Regions from separate parts of the Homo sapiens genome. Here regions 1 and 2 are each linked to region 3. Evidence: chromatin contacts called from ENCODE Hi-C or POLR2A ChIA-PET data. All regions are on one chromosome and are shown on one strand. The core of a region is the stretch at or near the end of the contact, and the rest is flanking DNA. Distances in the headings are between cores, read along the strand shown. Region 1 holds the start of RAB5IF (RAB5 interacting factor). Region 2 holds the start of SCAND1 (SCAN domain containing 1). Region 3 holds the start of MAPRE1 (microtubule associated protein RP/EB family member 1).

The links. Hi-C counts contacts between places; a loop is a spot of excess contacts on that map. ChIA-PET counts read pairs that join two places held with the same protein, here RNA polymerase II (POLR2A). Pooled maps may share reads with other maps.
Region 1: a loop to region 3 is called in a pooled map, with 10 times the contacts of the local background. The contact joins the promoter of RAB5IF here to the promoter of MAPRE1 in region 3. A Hi-C loop is called at or near these places in 1 of 168 maps with a recorded cell type or tissue (CD4-positive, alpha-beta T cell) and 2 of 50 pooled maps. POLR2A ChIA-PET finds 5 or more read pairs at or near these places in 2 of 52 experiments (A549 and GM12878).
Region 2: a loop to region 3 is called in a map of CD4-positive, alpha-beta T cell, with 14 times the contacts of the local background. The contact joins the promoter of SCAND1 here to the promoter of MAPRE1 in region 3. A Hi-C loop is called at or near these places in 1 of 168 maps with a recorded cell type or tissue (CD4-positive, alpha-beta T cell) and 6 of 50 pooled maps. POLR2A ChIA-PET finds 5 or more read pairs at or near these places in 2 of 52 experiments (activated B cell and activated T-cell).

Annotation. Positions count from the first base shown.
Region 1 is chr20:36,604,256-36,608,698 of GRCh38, reverse strand. It overlaps RAB5IF (RAB5 interacting factor), which reads right to left and starts at 2,920. Exons shown (of 4, transcript NM_018840.5): 1 at 2,634-2,920; 2 at 881-984. The coding sequence starts at 2,747. It overlaps TGIF2-RAB5IF (TGIF2-RAB5IF readthrough), which reads right to left. Exons shown (of 5, transcript NM_001199535.2): 3 at 881-984. RefSeq lists enhancers at 576-1,775, 3,127-3,266, 3,997-4,046 and silencers at 2,617-2,926, 3,606-4,005.
Region 2 is chr20:35,952,921-35,957,381 of GRCh38, reverse strand. It overlaps SCAND1 (SCAN domain containing 1), which reads left to right and starts at 2,880. Exons shown (of 2, transcript NM_033630.3): 1 at 2,880-2,934; 2 at 3,043-3,758. The coding sequence starts at 3,098. The coding sequence ends at 3,637. It also overlaps a transcript of CNBD2 not described here. RefSeq lists enhancers at 2,313-2,522, 2,623-2,822, 2,903-3,162, 3,283-3,362.
Region 3 is chr20:32,817,108-32,821,754 of GRCh38, reverse strand. It overlaps MAPRE1 (microtubule associated protein RP/EB family member 1), which reads right to left and starts at 1,801. Exons shown (of 7, transcript NM_012325.3): 1 at 1,727-1,801. RefSeq lists enhancers at 83-752, 753-1,422 and a silencer at 1,495-2,084.

The DNA.
Region 1 (4,443 bases), core at 1,671-4,170, 3.8 Mb before region 3:
CCAGCTACTTGGGAGTCTGAGGCAGAAGAATTGCTTGAACCTGAGAGGTAGAGGTTGCAGTGAGCCGAGATCACGCCAGTACACGCCTGCCTGGGCGACAGAGAAAGACTCTGTCTTTAAAAAAAAAAAAAAAAAAAAAAAAGAATGAGACCGATGCCAGACCTGCTGACTCATGCCTATAATACCAACACTTTGAGAGGCCAAGAAAGGAGGATCACTTGAGCCCAGGAGTTCAAGACCAGCCTGGGAAATGTAGAGAAACCTTGTCTCTACAAAATTTTTAAAAATTAGCCAGGTGTGGTGGCTCACACCTGTAGTTCCAGCTACTTAGGAGGCTGAGGCAGGAAAATCATTTGAGTCCAGGAGGTCGAGGCTGCAGTCAGCTGTGATGGTGCCAGTGTGCTCCCACCTGGGCAACAAAGTGCGGCCCTATCTCAAAAAAACAAAATGGAGGGACCTGAAATAACTTCTACCAAAGCCAAGGTTTAGGACATTAAGCACTGTGCCAGGAACAAGGGAAATGGTCGTCAAATACAGAAGTTCCTACTTCCCAAACTCGCACAGGTACAAAGGTCACAGCAGAACTAGAGTGCATGCCACGAACAAGTAGTCATAGCCTCTTGCATGAGGTCACTTTAGACCCATGAATGAATGGACTGGCCCAGCCTTCAGGAAGGCAGGAAGGTAACCTGCCTGACCTGAGATGCTCCTGAGGAGTGGTGCACCAGACCCAGGAGTGCCACTGTAGGGCTGCTTCTTTGCTTTAGTCATCACACACACACACAGCTCCAGAGCAGCAATGGCCTTTCCTGTAACAGGAAAAAAAGCCTCTATTTAAAAAGAAATGATACCATGAAAATATAAGATACCCAAGACTTACCCTGCTATTCCCAAGAACCCTCGTAATGGCAAAACTCCCCAAATGACACCCAGGACCACAGCAATGATCTGTCGGAACCAGTAGATCACATCTAAAAATTCATCCTGTAGAAAAGACAGAAAATGCAAGAATTATCTGGAGTGGGTGCCACAAGACAGCAAAAGGGGAGAATATTAAACCTTTCTGCTAAACATATCCAGGAAATTTGTTTCCCCCCAAAGGCAACAGTATGTGCTTCCTGTTTCACCTCTTACTTATACTAAAATGTGGTAGAAATGATACATTTAGGGGCTGGGCGTGGTGGCTGAAGCCTGTAATCCCAGCACTTTGGGAGGCCGAGGCGGGTGGATCACCTGATGTCAGGAGTTCAAGACCAGCCCGGCCAACATGGTGAAACCCTGTCTCTACTAAAAATACAAAAAATTAGCCGGGTGTTGTGGCGGGCGCCTTTAATCCCAGCTACTTGGGAGGCTGAGGCAAGAGAATTGCTTGAACCTGGGAGGTGGAGGTTGCAGGGCAACAAGAGTGAAACTCCGTCTCAAAAAAAAAAAAAAAAAAAGATACATTTAGACATCATTAAGCGATCACTTCCAGAATCTGTGCTCTAAATCAAAATTCTAGAGGTGCATATATAATATGGCCTGTAATGAAATGACTGTGATAATAATTGTGCTACTGGCCGCACATACGGATTAGAACCATAAATGCTGGAGGCAGGTGCCACTATATTTAAGTTTAATGGAAGAACACAGACGACTCAGGTTTCTGATCTGCCCTAGATTCCAGAAACCAGTCCTTATACAAGAAAAGAAAGAAATGACACAGCAGATTAGAGACTGCAGGTTTTGCAAGAGCTGGGCAGGGCTGGGGGCAGAACAAGGGCACCTTCAGGAAGTGCCTCCCATCCCCCTTTACAGGAACTTCAGGAAGGAAAATCCACTTCGGCAGCCCAGAAAACCAAGAAATGACTGCAAATATAATACGCTTTTCAAGCTACCTGGAATCAAGCTGTTTGTGATGGCCCCTTCCAGATCATGGAGCAGAGTTACGAAGCATCCTCCGAATGGGACGAGTAAGAACGTTCTGAAGTCCCAACCAATTCTCGCACATATCTGGTGGCGTTTCTCCACCCCCACACCTCACACTCACCCAGCGGGTGGTCTCAGTCTCCCCTCTTGACTCATGCTTATCAAAGTATTCGGTCCTTTACATTCAACAAGCAACAGCAGCTCAAGATTAGCGAGCCTCACTATGTGCAAAAGGCTTTAATGTACCACAGTACCCCACTTCAGAGTTATTCTGAGTTAAACGAGATTCCGCTTGCAGAGCACCTGGCACGTAGAAAGCATTCTCAGCAGAAGTCTGTTACTGTTAATGTTTGTGCTACTTAATTCGAAAGAAACAAGTAACCTACTCAAAACCCTACTGCACATAAAAGGCGGAGGCCGAATCGAATTCAGCTCCCTTTCCCAGTTCAGGCACAAACCCTGCCCGCGAATGACAACGCCTCTCCCCGCTCCTCGCCAATTCCGCATAACTAGGGGGCTTCATCCTTAGGCCACCCTTCGGGGAGCTCCAAGCCCAGCTGTCCGCCCAGTGCCCGCCAAGTTTGCTCTGACACCCTTGGGCCACCCGCCCCACTGCCCTACTCGATTGTGCCGGAACGAGGACGAGGGCAGGCCCGCGCCAGTCTTCCGTTCCCCGAGTCCCAGCCGACTCCTCGCACCCGCGCCCTGTTCAGACTCCACCGTACCTTATCCTCCCAGGCCGCGTCGCTCCGCAGCACCTTACTCCAGACGGAGACTTTGAGGGCCCCGTTGGCCAGCTGCGGCTGAGGCGGCTCCTCCTTCCGCCGCCCGCCGCTCATCCTCCCGTCGCGCCGCCCGGGCCGGGCCTGGGGCGCGCGGGCTGAGCCAAAGGGAGTCGGGGTCTAGGGTCGCAGGTCACGGCGCGGGGCGGCTGCAGGCTCAGCGGCCCGGTCCTGCGGCGCGCTGCGGTTCCTCACAACCTGGCCAAGCTACCCGGTTCCGCCGGCTCTACAGAGCAGGCGCCGCGAAGGGAGGGGCGGTGCAGTGTCGCGCGCCCTCCCGCCGACGTGCTCACGCAGCCAATCGGCGACCGCGAAGCCATCCGAGTGAAACAGCGACCGGCGCCTTGGCGCAAGCGCGCTACTCGTGGCGGAAATGACGTCAGCATCCGCCGGGCTCGCGGTAAGGTGTGAGGGGAGGGACAATCTTGGTAGAACGGTGACATGGGCGCCAGGAGGCGCTGTGGAGACCGAGGAGGTAGGGGAAAACCGAGGCTGGACGTCAGCGTCGCCCAGTCGGCCACAGCTGCCCCTCGAGCAGCGAGTGGGGCAGGAGCGGCTCTACCTTTCCTTGCGACCTACTCGCCTGCTGAGCCCAGACCTTGCTCCAGGGTAGCTCCAAGCTGCCCCACAGGATTTAGCCCGCTTATTTTCTCCCCTAACCCTGCAAGTTCTGTAGGGCCTTGTTGAAGATGTTAACTCTTCTGTAATAACTAACCATTTCATCTTGCCCAGCACCCTCTTTTGGCACACGAGAGCCCTGAGACCCCAAAAGAGGAAATGAGATTCTGAGGCCGTATAGCAAGGTGGACCCAACCGGGGACTCCTGGGCGGCAAATACAAGGATTGGGTTAGGTATCAGGATATCTGAGTGTTCACATACAGCGTCCTCACCATGTGCTGCGTCAGTGGTTCACAAAGTGAGCTTCCGGATCAGCAGCGGCCGTATCGCCTGGGAACTGGGTAGAGGCGCAGGTTCTCGGCCCCCATTCCACGCCTACTGACTCAGAACCCCTGGGGATGGGGCTCCTTCCGGTGGCCCTCCAGGTGGTGCCAGGCTCACTGTGCTGGTAAGTCCAGAGACCAAGGCACATCCCTTCTGGACAGTGGATTTTTTTTTTTTTTTTTTTTTGAGACGGCACGGTCTCTGCTCACTGCAACCTCCACCTCCCGGGTTCAAGCGATTCTCGTGCCTCAGCCTCCCACGTAGCTGGGATCACAGGCGCCCACTACCACGCTCCACTAGTTTTTTTTGTATTTTAGTAGAGACGGGGGTTTCACTATGTTGCCCAGGCTGGTCTCGAACTCCTGAGCTCAGGCAATCCGCCCATCTTGGCCTCCCAAAGTGCTAGGATTACAGGCGTGAGCCACCTCACCCGGCCTCTGGACAGTGGATTTATAAAGACAAGTAATGTATCTGGTACCTGGGTGTGTCTGACTCCAGAATCTGTGCTCTTAACCGTTAAACTTTAAAGCTGAGAGTATCTTTTTTTTTTTTAAACAGGTCAGAGTATCTTTTGCATACCTATCAACATTCACCTGTAATTCTTCACTTTTCAGGAGTAATAGAACCTCCCTAGGGAGGCCAGGCGCAGTGGCTCACTCCCATAATCCCAGCACTTTGGAAGGCCGAGGTCGGTGGATCACTTGAGGTCAGGAGTTCGAGACCAGCCTGGCCAACATGGTTGAAAGCCCGTCTCTACTAAAAATGCAAAAAAAATTAGCCGGGCGTGGTGGTGGGGACCTGTAATCCCAG
Region 2 (4,461 bases), core at 1,631-4,130, 3.1 Mb before region 3:
CTCCTGAGCTCAGGTGATCCGCCTGCCTATGCCTCCCAAAGTGCTGGGATTACAGGCATGAGCCACCGCGCCCGGCCAACTACTGAGCCAATCTTGTTTCATTTATTCCCTCCACATTATTTTTTTACTGCTGAATCACTTTAAAGCAGGCTTACCGGCCCACAAAGGGCTGGATTTTTAAATTCCATTTCTAAGGGCCCTTCCAGTCTGACATTCAATGATTCTAATAGATCTCTCAGGTCCCTCCTCCTATCTCTAATAATTCACGATTTCAATAGGGATGGAAGAAATAGACTAGAGATCTAACATAACATCTCATGATTCCAGGTGCCACAAAAGTTCATTCCCTTTCACAAGAAGATAATAACTAAATTTTAAACATGGAATTCTAGGACATTTATGATTTAACCCCCACCAGTGTTCCAACCTCATCTCTCACCCCTTCTCCAGATCCCAACCACTTTCCCATATAGCCTGCAGTTTCCACAGTTTTGCTCCTACTCACTATGTGCCTTTGTACAGGCAGTACCTTCTACCTGGAATGTCCCTGAGCCCCACCCATTTTGTTCTTGAGTCTCAGCTTGAAGTCTCCTCCCCAGTGAAGACTTCTATCACCTCTTGCCTCCACAGAAGGGTTAGTGTGCTCCCTTAGGCCTAGAAACTGAGTACCTGTTACCACACAGGGAATAGCACTGTTGGTCACTCTGGGCAGCAAACCCAACTACTGAGGGGCCAGACAGAAGTCAAGGTTTGAAGCCAGTAGGCATAACAAACACTAAGACCCTGCTTTCTCACCTCTAAAAAGAAAAGAGAGAAAAATATCAACTCTAAATAAAGCAACAACCTGAGAGCAACAGTAAATGCAAACAACATTCTATTTCAGAGAACCATAGGGAATGGTTGAGATTGAGACCAAATGGGACAGAGTATCTTGTCTAAAGGAAGTCGTCTCTACTCAGTGTCAGCTGATTGTTGACCAGCAGGAATTTGGGTCCAGTGTGGCCAGCTCTTCCGTTTTTTCAAGAAAAATTAGAAATCCAGATTTGCATGTGAAATCTCCCAATTTTTACATGTCAGCAACTAAAAAACATTAAAGGCCCACTGCAACGACTTTCAAGGTTTTCAGGCTATGGAAATGATTTCATGAGGGTCCACTTCTACCCATCCAAAGGAAACATCCTATGGTAGGGGTAAGTTTTATATCAGGGCTAATGGCATGTTAATGGTTGTTAAACCTGCTCCTCCATCCTGCACGGGCTCAAAAGGACTGCAAGGTCATAGAAAACCTTTCATATGAGGCCCCTGTCCTTTGAGGGCCTCAGTTTCCCCTTCTGTAAAATGAGGATATAAAACCTATTTGTGGCCCGGCACGGTGGCTCACGCCTGTAATGCCAGCACTTTGGGAGGCTGAGGAGAGTGGATCACCTGAGGTCAAGAGTTCGAGACCAGTCTGGCCAACACGGTGAAACTCCATCTGTACCAAAAATATAAAATATTAGCCGGGTGTGGTGGTGGGCGCCTGTAATCCCAGCTACTCGGGAGGCGGAGGGAGGAGAATCGCTTGAACCCGGTAGGCGGAGGACTCAGTCTCAAAACAAAAACAAAAACAAAAACAAAACTATTTGTGAGTCAGCTACCAAACAGAAAACCACCTGGCCGAGGGCTGTCAGGGCCACGTGCTTTTACCTACATCATCTCACTGAATTCTCAATTACCTCTGAGAGGTAAGTTCTATTACATCCACATTTTACTGATAAGAAAACAGTAGCTCAGAGATAGCAAGCAGTTTACCTAATAAAAACAAGAGCAAACTTCTTAAAAGCCCTTTCTCTCCAACGGCTTAATTTATTTAATCCTCCTAACAACTCTGAGCTGGGTATCGTCAAAGGGGATTCCACCAAGGTAGCCTCACTCCAACACTCTAACCCAAGGCTGCTCAACAGAAATATAATGTAAACTGCACATGCAATTTAAATGTTTTTAGAAGCTGCATTTAAAAAGTAAAAACACAGGTGAAATTAATAACATTTTTATTTGACCCAATATATGCAAAACATTATATTCCAACATGTAATCAGTATTAAAAAGTATTGAGATAATTTTTACATCAGTTTTTTCGTACTAAGTCCCGTATTTTACAATATAGCACATCTCAATTCGCTATATTTCGAGGGTTATCAACTAGCTACGTTGCAAGAGCTGAGTCAACTCAGGAGGCCAGCGGCCACCATAAGGGGCAATGCATTTAGAGTTCACTTATTAAATGCTGACGTTAACAGAACCCACAGAGCCGCATTTCCCTTGGTTTCGGAGGACACGCGAAAAATAACAACAGCAAAGGGTTCTCGAGCATCTCCTTCGCGCCAGACGGTGTGTTGTACTTTGTCATCGTCGCAGTAAGGCCGGTGCTATCGCCCTCCTAGTTTGACCAAGCGAGAGGACTTTCTCCAGATGGGCCCCTCCCGAGAGAATGGTCGCCGTCCCGCTCTCCTGTTCGGGTCACCACCGGCCGGGCGCCACTCGAACGAGCCCCGGCCAGCCGTCACCCTAATCATTCCCGAAGGAGGGGCCATCAGAGCTACAGCTCATCAGGGTCAATCAGAAGGGGCGCCCGCACGCAAAGGTCACCTGCAAACCGAAGCGGCGCACGGATAAGGTCCGGGACTTGAAGTCTATCTCCAAACATTCAGGCTCCTCCTCCGACTCCTCCTCGAACTGGCGCTCAGAGGCGCCACCATTCGGAAGGAGCCCAGGCCACGCGCAGCTCGCCCTCCCGCACCGCGAGGGCAGCAGCCGCCTCATGCGACTCGAGAACGCTAGAGGGCGCCGCTTCCGGGAGCCCGCAAGCGGCTTCCGGGTGCTCGCGCGCCGACCTGGACGCAGAGAAGCCAGAGACTTTCGCTTCCGGCTGCCGCAGGCGCTTCGCTGGTGCAGGTAAGCTCCGCACACTCTCGGCCGGTCCCGAGTCCGACTCCCTCAAGGGTGACGCGAGCTCTGCCCTTTAACCGGAAACGTCTCCCTGCTCACCCCACCCCCGCGCAGACGCAGTGCTGAGCACACAGCTACCGGACAAAGAGTGACGCCCGGAGCTGGAGTTATGGCGGCTACGGAGCCGATCTTGGCGGCCACTGGGAGTCCCGCGGCGGTGCCACCGGAGAAACTGGAAGGAGCCGGTTCGAGCTCAGCCCCTGAGCGTAACTGTGTGGGCTCCTCGCTGCCAGAGGCCTCACCGCCTGCCCCTGAGCCTTCCAGTCCCAACGCCGCGGTCCCTGAAGCCATCCCTACGCCCCGAGCTGCGGCCTCCGCGGCCCTGGAGCTGCCTCTCGGGCCCGCACCCGTGAGCGTAGCGCCTCAGGCCGAAGCTGAAGCGCGCTCCACACCAGGCCCCGCCGGCTCTAGACTCGGTCCCGAGACGTTCCGCCAGCGTTTCCGGCAGTTCCGCTACCAGGATGCGGCGGGTCCCCGGGAGGCTTTCCGGCAGCTGCGGGAGCTGTCCCGCCAGTGGCTGCGGCCTGACATCCGCACCAAGGAGCAGATCGTGGAGATGCTGGTGCAAGAGCAGCTGCTCGCCATCCTGCCCGAGGCGGCTCGGGCCCGGCGGATCCGCCGCCGCACGGATGTGCGCATCACTGGCTGAGCGGTGGAGCTGCGGGCGGCCAGGGCCGGGCGCTCTGTGCGGACTGGGGCCATGATCGGGCCCGGGGGCCTGAGCCTGGGACCCCACCCCGTGTTAATGAAAAATGAGTTTTGGCAGCGCCTGTGGTCTGGTGTGTCTCTTTCATTCGTTCTTATTGGGTTTATTTTACCAAGCCTGTTTCCTACCGCCTTTCTGGCTGGTGGCGAAACGAAGTTGGGAGTCCGTAACAATAAGGCCTTCGTTGGCTATAGTGGGATCTTTAGATGTTGACTGAACCTAGGTTATCCCTCTACCACACATGGGAAGTTTTTCACCTGGGCTCCCAAGGACCCACTTGGGTTTCTTACACGCAAAATAGCTGGCTCTATTAAATGCTCACTTAACTGGCTACCTCTATACCAATATGGGCACCAACTTGCACCTGCCCTTTGGGTACAGGCTTCCCAAAATGTCCAAGTTACTGGGCCATTTTAATGTGAAGTGTTTACTGCACACCTTCACAGAGATAGGCTAGTTCTTGTGAGCTCTGGCTTATGCCGCCAGGCTTGCTCAACTTCCTTGCCAAATTTTAGGCCTGTGGTAGGAATAAAGCAGAACTAGTTGAAGTAATGGATTATTTACATTACTGAAGCTACTCATTTTAATGTCTCTCCGGCTGGCTCCCTTTTGGTGTTTAAACTAGCATAATCGTTTACAAAGGGAAGAAAGAATTTGGCAAATAATGAGGACCTGTTCTGAAATCTTAAACCTACTCTGTTTCCAGAGGCTTCTGCCCAACCAGGAAGGAGCTAGTTAGGGTCCATGGACAGCTTGGATTGGTCCCA
Region 3 (4,647 bases), core at 552-3,051:
ACTTTCAAGGCACCACAATAAGCCCTATGTAAAGTGGGGGAAGGAGGTGCCACCAGAAAGGACCTATGTGACCGTGGGCAAGTCACTTAATCTTCCTGCATCACAAATGGCTCATCCTGTAAAATGGGTAAAACAGTATCTCTGCACAAAGTGGTGGTAAGGATTAAACAAAAATCTACATGAAAACACTTAAGCAAAAGGCACATCACGTCCTAAGCTTCCCTCTGTGCCAAAAACTGTGCTAGGCACTTTGACGCACCACCACAAAGGGCACATCTGGATGTGTAGCTCTGGACCTCAGGGAGAAAGTGTAATAAAGAGGTTAAGAGCCTAGACACTGAAGTCCCAGGTGGGGGTTCAGCCACTTGCTGGGCTGCATAAGACACTCCGCCTCTCAGAGTCTCAGACCCCTTATTTGTAAAATGAAAGTAATCTCTCTTGCCAGGCGCGGTGGCTCACACCTGTAATCCCAACACTTTGGAGGCCGAGGCGGACAGATCACTTGAGGTCAGGAGTTCGACAACAGCCTGGCCAACATGGCGAAACCTCGTCTCTACTAAAAAATACAACAATTAGCCGGGCTTGGTGGCGCGCGCCTGTAATCCCGACTACTCGGGAGGCTGAGGCACGAGAATCGCTTGAACCCGGGAGGCGGAGGTTGCAGTGAGCGATGGTGCCACTGCACGCCTGGGCAACAGAATAAAACTCTGTCTCAAAAAAAAAAAAAAAAGGAAGAAGAGAATCTCTCTTAAAGACAGTGTTAGTATTAAAAGACACAAAGCCACATGGAGCACTTAACAGTGCTTGACACAAAACAAGTGCCCAACTAACAAAGAGCTGCTATTATCATTACTACTGTTAGAGACATGCCATCGGAGAAGCGGATGCCCGGCCTAGCATAACCTCCCTCAATGGGCCCCAGGATCCTCATCCCCAAAATGGGGCAGAGGTCAAGCTCTGCCCTGCAGCATCCGAGGGCAACTGTGAAGTAGGGACTGAACTAGCACTGTTGATACCATCCCGTTATACTGTCCTCCTGCTCATCATAATGTGGATTCCTGGAGAGCAAATCTTTGTTCCCGGGAAAACAGCCAGGGTTTAGCACGGTGCCCAACACCTAGTGGGCATTCAATAAACACACACTGAAGAAAGGAGGGAGTCCAAGAGCTGGCTTACTTTCTGCCATACATCGCGCTAAGAGTTTAATGTGGGTAGTATTACTGTCCCCGTTTTACAGATGAGGAAGCTGAGATCCACAGCGGTTAAAGCACCTGTCCAAGGTCACACCGCACGGAACCCAACCCAGGTCTGACTCCACCACCCGATCTCTCGGCCCTCAGGCAACACGGCCTCCCACAATGTGCGTCCCCAGAGCTCCCAGGACGGCCCACCTCGCCCACACCCTCCCAGGGCCCAACCACCCTGGGACCTCCAGTCGCTGCAGCGCAGGGACCACACCTCAGCGGCGGCCCAGAAACCCCCACCCCGCGTAGCAGCAGCCCACTTCCGGCCCGAGACCCCGCCCCCTGAGCAGAGCGCAGCGCGCGCCCCCAGGCCCAGCCCGCGCGCGCCGGGTGACGGCCCCGCCCTTCCCCCACCCGGCTCGAACAGCACCGCCGTGTGGAACGGCCCTGGCGCTGCCCGTAGGGCCTGCCCGCGCACGCCCGGCCTTGGCCCACGCGGCCGCCCCCCCAGCCGCACCCCCCGGGCCCGCTAGCCGGCTCACCGGCTCTCGGCAGAACCGCGTCCACTGCCCGCAACCGGCTCCGGTTCCGTCTTCGTCTCGTTCAAACCGCCAGACCCCGCCCGCCCGCCCGCGCGATGACCTCACACGCACCCCCTCGTTACGCGCCGACGTAAAGGCTCGCCATCCTCCGCCGGCTCCTTTTATAGAGAGGGTCTCAGCCGCGCGCCGGGGGCGGAGCTCGGCCCCTGATCCACAGAACGGTAGCCGAGGGGCGGGGCCCCGACCGCCGGGGCGACTGCGGCACGTGGTCGGTCGCAGCCAATGAGGTCCCGCCTCGGCCCGGTGTGACTCAGTTACAAAATCCCTATGGCAGTAACCAAAAAGAAAATTGCTTTTACAATGAATTTTTTTTTTTTTTTGCTTAGAGATGTATGGAGGTCTCGCTGTGTTGCCCAGGGTGGTCTCGAACTCTTGGCCTCAAGCGATCCTCCCGCCTTAGCCTCCCAAAGCGCTGGGATAACAGGCGTGAGCCACCGCTCCCAGGCTTACAATTAATTTCTGTAAGAATGGGTTATTGAATCATAAAGATACCTAATAGACACTTTGGGGAAACGCTTAGAAGTCAACTTTCTGGGCCGGGTGCAGTGGCTCACGCCTTTAATCCCAGCACTTTGGGAGGCCCAGGTGGGAGGATCACCTGAGGTCAGGAGTTTGAGACCAGCCTGGCCAACATAGTGAAACCCCATCTCTACTAAAAATACAAAAATTAGCCTGGCGTGGTGGTGGGCGCCTGTAATTCCAGCTACTTGGGAAGCTGAGGCAGGAGAATCACTTGAACCCAGGAGACGGAGGTGGCAGTGAGGCGAGACTGCACCACTGCACTCCAGTCTGGGCGACAGAGCAAGACTCTGTCTCAAAAAAAAAAAAAAAAAGTCACGTTCTGTGACGCCCCCGCCCCCCCATCTGCAATATCATGCGGCATATTTTCTTCTTAGTACCATAAGAAGGCATCTTGTGCCTTTACTGTCTGTCTCCTGTAAAGTCCACAGGAGCAAGGACCTCCTGAGTCCTGTTCCGGGTTGTTTCCCAATGGCTGTACATACATTCTCTCTTGCCCACTCCCTCTTTTTTTTTTTTTTTTTTTTAAGAGATGGGGTCTTGCCATGTTGCCCAGGCTGGGCTGGTCTCCTGGGCTCGAGAGATCCACCCGCATCGGCCTCCCAAAGTGCTGGGATTACAGGCGTGAGCCACCACACCTGGCCCTTACATTCTCAAGAGAGCCTTGGCTGAAGGAGGAACTGGGCTGGGCGTGGTGGCTCACACCTGTAATCCCAACACTTTGGGAGGCCAAGGCGGATGAATTACCTGAGGTCAGGAGTTGGAAACCAGCCTGTCCAACATGGCGAAACCCCATCTCTACTAAAAATGCAAAACTTAGCCGGGCATGGTGGTGGGCGCCTGTAATCCCAGCTACTTGGGAGGCTGAGGCAGGAGAATCACTTGAACCTGGGAGGCAGAGGTTGCAGTCAGACTTCGTCTAAAAAAGAAAAAAAGAGGAACTGCACCACTTTACAGCAGAAAGAAACTGAGGGACAAAGAGGCCAATTGACTCACTCAGTGTCAGAGGTAGATCCAGATTTCAAGCTGACTTTTTTTGTCTGGGTATCATTTATTCAAGTATTCAACAAATATTTTCCCTGACCAATCAGGCCCTGGTGAAAAAAAGACACAATCTGATCATGGTGGTACGTGCCTTTAGTTCCAGCTACTGGGAAGGCTGGGGCAGGAGGATCGCTTGAGCCCAGGAGTTCGAGGCTGCAGTGAGCAAAGATCACGCCACTGCACTCCAGGCCTGGGAAACAGAGTGAAACTCCATCTCTAAGAGATAAAAACGAAAACTAGACACAGCTTCTGACCTCTTAAAGTTTCCAGACTGGCAGGGGAGGCAAAGGGGACACAACTAATGACACAAATCCTTGTTAAATTACAAATCAGGCTCAATGCTAGGCAGGGACATTATGTGGTGGGCTGATGGTACTTCCACTGTGTGGAGCAGGGGCCTAGAGGTCCCTCTAGGCCAAATCTCACCCAGTTAGTTGCTGAAACCCAGTAAGACGTTCAGGGAAGAATGGGTGGGGAAGCTGGGGCAGGAGCTGTTTATCAGCAGGTCTAGAGGCATTTCAATACTTCGGTCTCGAGTACTGCTCCAAGAGCACACCACAAGAGACATGACCTCTCCTAGGTAGTGTGGAAAAGCTTCCCAGAAATGACACTTACCATGAAAGATGAGGAGTTACCTTGGCAAAAGAGTTTGAGCAAGGCCAGTTGTGGTGGCTCATGCCTGTAATCCCAGCACTTTGGGAGGCCGAGGTGGGCGGATCACGAGGTCAAGAGTCTGAGACTAGCCTGACCAACGTGGTGAAACCCCGTCTCTACTAAAAATGCAAAAATTAGTTGGGCGTGGTGGCGCGCGCCTGTAATCCCAGCTACTTGGGAGGATGGAGCAGGAGAATTGGTTGAACCCAGGAGGTGGAGGTTGCAGTGAGCTGAGATCGTGCCACTGCACTCCCGCCTGGGTGATAGAGCAAGACTCTGTCTCAAAGAAAAAAAAAAAACAGAGTTTGAGCAAAAAAAGGCAAGAAAAGCCAGGCGCGGTGGCTCGTGCCTGTAATTCCAGCACTTCGGAAGGCTGAGGTCGGCAAATCACGAGGTCAGGAGTTGGAGAACAGCCTGGCCAACATGGTGAAACCCCGTCTCTACTAAAAATACAAAAATTAGCTGGGCATGGTGGCGGACACCTATAATCCCAACTACTCGAGAGGCTCAGGCAGGAGAATTGCTTGAACCCAGGAGGTGGACGTTGCAATGAGCCGAGATGGCACCATTGCACTCCAGCCTGGGCAAAAGAGCAAGACTCCAACTCAAAAAAAAAAAAAAAAGAAAAGAAAAAGAAAAAAAAA